Linked DNA regions of Homo sapiens: region 1 is linked to region 2. The links are chromatin contacts, found by Hi-C in ENCODE. All regions are on one chromosome and are shown on one strand. Each heading gives the region's core, a stretch centred on a gene start or an enhancer-like site at or near the end of the contact. The rest is flanking DNA. Distances are from core to core; before and after follow the strand shown.

Evidence for each region. A loop is a pair of places that touch in the nucleus more often than their neighbours do. Pooled maps may share reads with other maps.
Region 1: a loop to region 2 is called in a pooled map, with 23 times the contacts of the local background. The contact joins the promoter of RRM1 here to the enhancer-like site in region 2. A Hi-C loop is called at or near these places in 3 of 37 single-sample maps with no recorded cell type and 11 of 50 pooled maps.

What each region holds. Positions count from the first base shown.
Region 1 is chr11:4,093,465-4,096,164 of GRCh38, reverse strand. It overlaps RRM1 (ribonucleotide reductase catalytic subunit M1), which reads right to left and starts at 1,366. Exons shown (of 19, transcript NM_001033.5): 1 at 1,134-1,366. The coding sequence starts at 1,152. RefSeq lists enhancers at 1,137-1,606, 1,667-1,736.
Region 2 is chr11:3,421,568-3,424,306 of GRCh38, reverse strand. It overlaps the pseudogene FAM86GP. Among named protein-coding and RNA genes, the nearest start is that of ZNF195, 44 kb to the right of the region's middle. RefSeq lists silencers at 1,019-1,228, 1,729-1,868, 1,899-2,038. Within about 2 kb of position 1,311, at least 36 of the 41 ENCODE cell types and tissues checked have a DNase peak (open chromatin) inside an H3K27ac peak, as active enhancers do.

The DNA.
Region 1 (2,700 bases), core at 117-2,616, 670 kb before region 2:
AGTCCCAGCTACTTGAGAGGCTGAGGCAAGAGCATCGCTTGAGCCCAGGACTTCAAGGTTACAGTAAGCTATGATTACACCACTGCATTCCATCCTGGGTGACAGAGCAAGACTCTGTCTCAAACAAGTCTCCATCTTTGAAATGTTCACAGCCTAGAGGACAAAATAGAAACAACCAGTCGATTAACCAGTATTTACTAAGTGCCTACAATTTTGAAATCATTGTATTGCTTTAACAAAGGCAAGTAGGTTCAACTCAAAACTTGTTCATACGTATCTCATGCGGTTGTTAAAAGTATGTTGCTCTTGTTTTTCCAACCCGATGAAGCCTGTTCCCAAGGCAGGGACTGTCTCCTCCTACAATCTCACAAAGCCAAGCAAAGGGCTGGGCACAAAGCGGGCACTTGGCAAGTCTAATGAAAAAGAACTGTTGAGAAAGAATACGAGTTCCTGACTCTTCCCAGTCCCCATCTTGTCAGAAGATGTCTCAGCCACCCTTCTCTGATTCAGCATCTCTTCCCATGAAGGGAAAGGAACTCGAGGGTGCTGTCTGTCTGGGATCTGTTTTTTCCACGCCACACTCCTATCCTCACCCCACAAAAGAGATCAGTAAACTGACAAGTGCCTACGGAGGGTAGAGAGGCCCCCTCCTTCTTTCCTAGCTGCCCCCCGACCCTGTGCCTAAGACAGCTCACCAACCCCACGGTTTTCAAATCAAACCGTATTGTCACCTATGGGTGACTTTGGGTCAGTCGGCGACACCTCGCTCTGAGCGTCAGTTTCCTCATCTGTAATAAGCTAATCATCTCTCAGAGGCTTGCAGGGAGGAATAAAATAGTGCCTGGCAAGTGCTCGGCGTACGCAGTCACTACTCGATACGGGGTAAGTGTTATCCTTTTGAAAGGCGGCAGGATGACAAAGCCGAGGGGGCGCAGCCTGAAGGCCCGAAGGAGGTTCGGGGCAGGCTGACTGAAGACAGAAGGCCGAGCGGGCTGACAGGGCGGAAGGCCGCGGCGGGAAATGCGGGAAAGGCGGGAAGCAGCGAAGGCGGGCGGGCGGTCTGGGCATCAGCTCCGGCGGCGGCAGCCCGCATCCCCTCACCTTCCTTCTCGCCCACCTCGTCCCCCCCTCACCTCGCTTGATCACATGCATCGCAGCTAGTGGCTGAGGCTCTGAAGGATCCAAGACTGGACTGCGGCTCTAAAGCGCCGGCGGGATCGAGAAGGTGACAGAGTGGGAAGGGTTAGGTTCCAGGCGCTGCTCAGGGGAAAGAACTGGAGTTGGAGCCAGACAGCACTTTCTTCAGAGCAGAGGCGCAACAATCCAAATCCCCTTCCCGCGCCCGCCACCCGTGACGCACAAAGGGGCGCGACGGGGTTCGAATGACGTTACTCGACGCTGCGGCCCACGCCCGGGGTAGGCTTCACAGACTGACAGGCGACGTGTAGCCGCCATGTTGAGTCTGGGCAAGACCCAGAAGACTACGCCTCTCCCATGGGCCCCATTGGATATGGACATGCCCGGCGGAAATGCTGCTCTCCTGCTACCATGTTTTGTGTGGGCAAGCCGAGTTCGGGACCCTCGGGGCCCTGGCGTAGCACCTAGAGCCCGCTGGGTCAGGCGCCGCCCTCTCACCTGCGCGTCTCCGCCGGAGGAAAGGCGGTTAATTTATTTTTGAAATAACAAAACCTAACCGGCGGGAACGTTTTTCTTGCTCTGACATTTATTATAATAATACTAACACTGCCGTCCGCTGTGGGCTCCAGCCCAGGCTCCACAGCCGTGGGCAGCTTGGAGCCCCAGGGCTTTTAGATCGGCCAGAGGACTGACACTCTGGAACTGGAAGAAAACCGCGCAAGGCCGATGGCGTTTGGATTTTATCCTGACGCAAATCAGAGCCCTGAGAGAATTTTAAGCAGGGCAGGGTCAGTACCCATTTGCTTTTAGGGTTCTTCAGTGGATGGTGGCAGAGACAGGGTATTTGCCTTGTGGAGGTAGGATGGACTTGGTGACTTAGAGTGGAGAATAAGAATAGATGAGAACCGTAATATGTAAGGCTGGTGTAGAAGCTTCTGATTTGGGCTACCCAAAGCGATCTTTATGAAATTTCATCTGTGGCATCTTTTCCCTAAAGCCTTTTCGTTGGTTTCTCACTGCCCTCCAGAAGCTGCCCAGGCTCCCTGTGAAGTAATTTCAAAAATCATGGAAAGTCGTAAGTGAGCCTGTAATTGCAGCATTTTGGGAGGCTAAGGCGGGAGCATCATGTGAGGCCAGGTGTTGAGATAAGCCTGGGCAACATAGTGAGACCCCATTTCTACAAAAAATAGAAAAAGTAGGCCAGCGCGGTGCTTCACTCCTGTAATCCCAGCACTATGGGAGGCCAAGGCGGGCAGATCACGAGGTCAGGAGTTCGAGACCAGCCTAACCAACGTGGTGAAACCCCCCCGCTGCTAAAAATACAAAAAGTAGCCAGGCATGGTAGCACGCGCCTGTAATCCCAGCTACTCAGGAGGCTGAGGCAGAAGAATCGCTTGAACGCTGGAGGCAGAGGTTGCAGTGAGCCAAGATCGCGCCATTGCACCCTAGCCTAGGCAAGAGAGTGAGACGCCGTCTCAAAAAAAACAAAAAAAAAGAAAGAAAAATTAAATAGATATGTTTTTTAAAAGTCGTAAGTGAAGTTATAGGATAGATAGGGTCAAG
Region 2 (2,739 bases), core at 62-2,561:
TCGCAGCTGAGCAGGGCTCAAGTGCCTCTCATCTGAAAGAGGTAATAAGATTTTGTCTGTCTCCTCATCTACCTTTTGCAAGTACACTGAACAAATTAGCTCTCGGGACTCTTCCAAATGGAGTTTTATGAGGGATTTGCTAAGGTAAACGTTTTAGACTTTGAACACAGTTCAGATTTCAGGGGCAGTACTGAAATCTGAACTGTGTTGCTAACTGCCCAGCCTTTCAACTCAAGACACAATAACTTTGAACTAAAATAATTATATTTTTGTTGTTTTCCACTCTGTCCCCCACGTCTATATCACCACCACCCCCAATCCCGCCCCCCAGGAGCTAACTCCTCCTTCCTGTCCCTGCAAGATCAAAACTCCTCCTGGAAGCCCCGCTAGCTCTGTCTGCTCGCCTTCGTGGCAGATATCGCTATTGTACTTTTATACTTATTTGTGTGATAAGTACCTCAATGTCCACTTCTTCCACGAGCCCCTGAGCCCCTGGAGGGCCTGGACCACACCTAGTTTTTCTCACTGTTACATCTCCCTTGCCAGACACATGGTAGGCGCTTAATAAGTATTTGGTGAACGAATGGCTTGTTTGGTGACAGTCCAAAGGGTGGGGGACAGAGGGAAAACTCCCTCCTATCGGGCCCCGGACGGGTGGCGCTGATGGAGAGGAGGCTAGGATAACGCCTCCAGGACCGAAGCGCGCACCCATAAGGCCCCTGCCAAAAAGACCTTCCTGAAGGCGGAGGAACTGCGAGAGTGCCTACGTTGGCCCAAGGCCTGACCGGACGATCCCGGGGACCCTCGCCCTAACCGGCCCCGACTCCCGGGCCCCAAACCCGGACTCGGCCCCGCCTGAAGCTCCGGATCCTGGGGCCCGTCCCTGGCTCCGCGTCGGCAGACCGTGGGCTCGCTCCTGGGCCTGCCTCAAACTCTCCGCAGGTAACGCCTCCCGAACTTGAGCCACGCTCCAATCCCCTCCTCAAACCCCTCCCCGTTTCTCACACCCTGGACCCCTCGCTCCGTCTCGGCCCCGCCCCAAGCCCAGCTCCCTCTCGGCCCCTGAGCCCAGCCCCGACCCGCCTCCCAGTCCCTGGGTCCCTCCCGACACCGGCCCCTCCCTAAGCTCCGCCTCCCAGGGCCCGCCTCCTGAGCGCAGCCAGCAGCCCGGACTCGGCCCCGCCTCCCGGACCCTGGGCCCCTCCCCACGTAGGCCCGTCCTAAGCTCCGCCTCCCAGAGTCCGAGCAGCGCCTGGCCACGTGCTACGACATAGTCAACGCCCCGCCCTGGCCCCGCCTCCTGAGCCGTTCTCCGGGTCTGGCCTTAGCCCCGCCCTAGGACCTGTCTCCTGGGCTCTGCTCCGAGTCTCGCCTCCTGAACCCAATCGTCCTTTACCCCCACCCTAACGCCCGCCTCCAGGACTCTTATCCTGCCCCCACGCAAGGCCCCGCCTCCAGGACGTCTCCAACCTGGATGTTTCCGAAGCCCCGCTTCCAGGATCGCCCTGTCCTGGCCCCGCCCCAGGACACGCCAACCTGAACTCTCCCCAGGACCTGCCCCAACGACGCTTCTCCTGGCCCTACCCCAGGCCTCGCCCTCAAGACGCTCATTCTGGCCCCACCCCAGGCCCCCGCCTCATAACGCTCATCCTGGCCCCGCCCTAGAGCCGCTCCCACGACTCTCATCCTAAGCCTACCCCCAGGCCCCGCCCCCTCTCTGCCCCCGCGCACTGCCCTGGGCCCGCCCCCTTTTCAGTCCAGGCTCGGCTTCCGCCCGGTCTCCCGGCAACGCTGCGGCCCCGCCCCCGTCATGGTGCCCGAGGAGAACGCGGGGACCGAACTCTTGCTGCAGAGTTTCGAGCGCCGCTTCCTGGCGGCGCGCGCACTGCGTTCCTTCCCCTGGCAGGTGGGCGGCGGGGCGAGCGGAGAGGCCCGCGGGGCTCGCGGGAGTCCAGGGGCAGACGGGATGGGTCTCCGTGCTGAAGCCTCCAGCGCTCCCGCCACGTGAATGCCTGGGCTCCCGCCGGTCAGGTCCGCGCGACCCGGTCCCCGTCCCTGGGGCCTGGCCAGAGTTGCTCGCACCCCTCCTGCCCCGCGAGCTGGCGGGAGAAGCTGGGGGCCTCTCCACCGTCTTGGGGGGCAGACGCGCACTCGTTGTGGGGTACAGTTCACGATCATTTTCACGACTTTTTAAAGACAGTAACCGTTCTGGTCACTGGGACAGAGCTGCCCTCGCCCATTCTAAAAAGTCAGCGCCCTCAGGACCACGGGTAACCACGTCCTCCTGAGCGCAGTGACCAGGTCACAGGCTGTCTCTCCTGCCTCAGTGTTCTCGTCTGTATGTCGAGCACTGCACAGAATCGGCTCATGCTCTGAGGTTCTCACGCCTGTGATGGAAGAGACAGAGAAGGGGGTGGCCTCTCGTCTCCCTGGGGACCTGCCATTCTCAGCACAGGCGCATGGCAGGCAGCAGCCTCCCTTCTGCCAGTAGAGGGGCTTAATGCACCCGGCCCCATTTGTAATTCATGTGCGGTGAGCTCACTGGGATGAGTGAGTTTGGATATATATTCCTCCCTGGGTCTGCCCCATTTTATGGGGTGTTGCTTAATCATTTGCGTTATTCCATTGATATGAAATATTTGCACTCAGAGATCATTTCCGGTCAGGAGAAATTTGTGCACTTTTAACCCAAAATAGAAACCTTCATAAAAGCATCATAGGTCTCCATTCAATATTGAC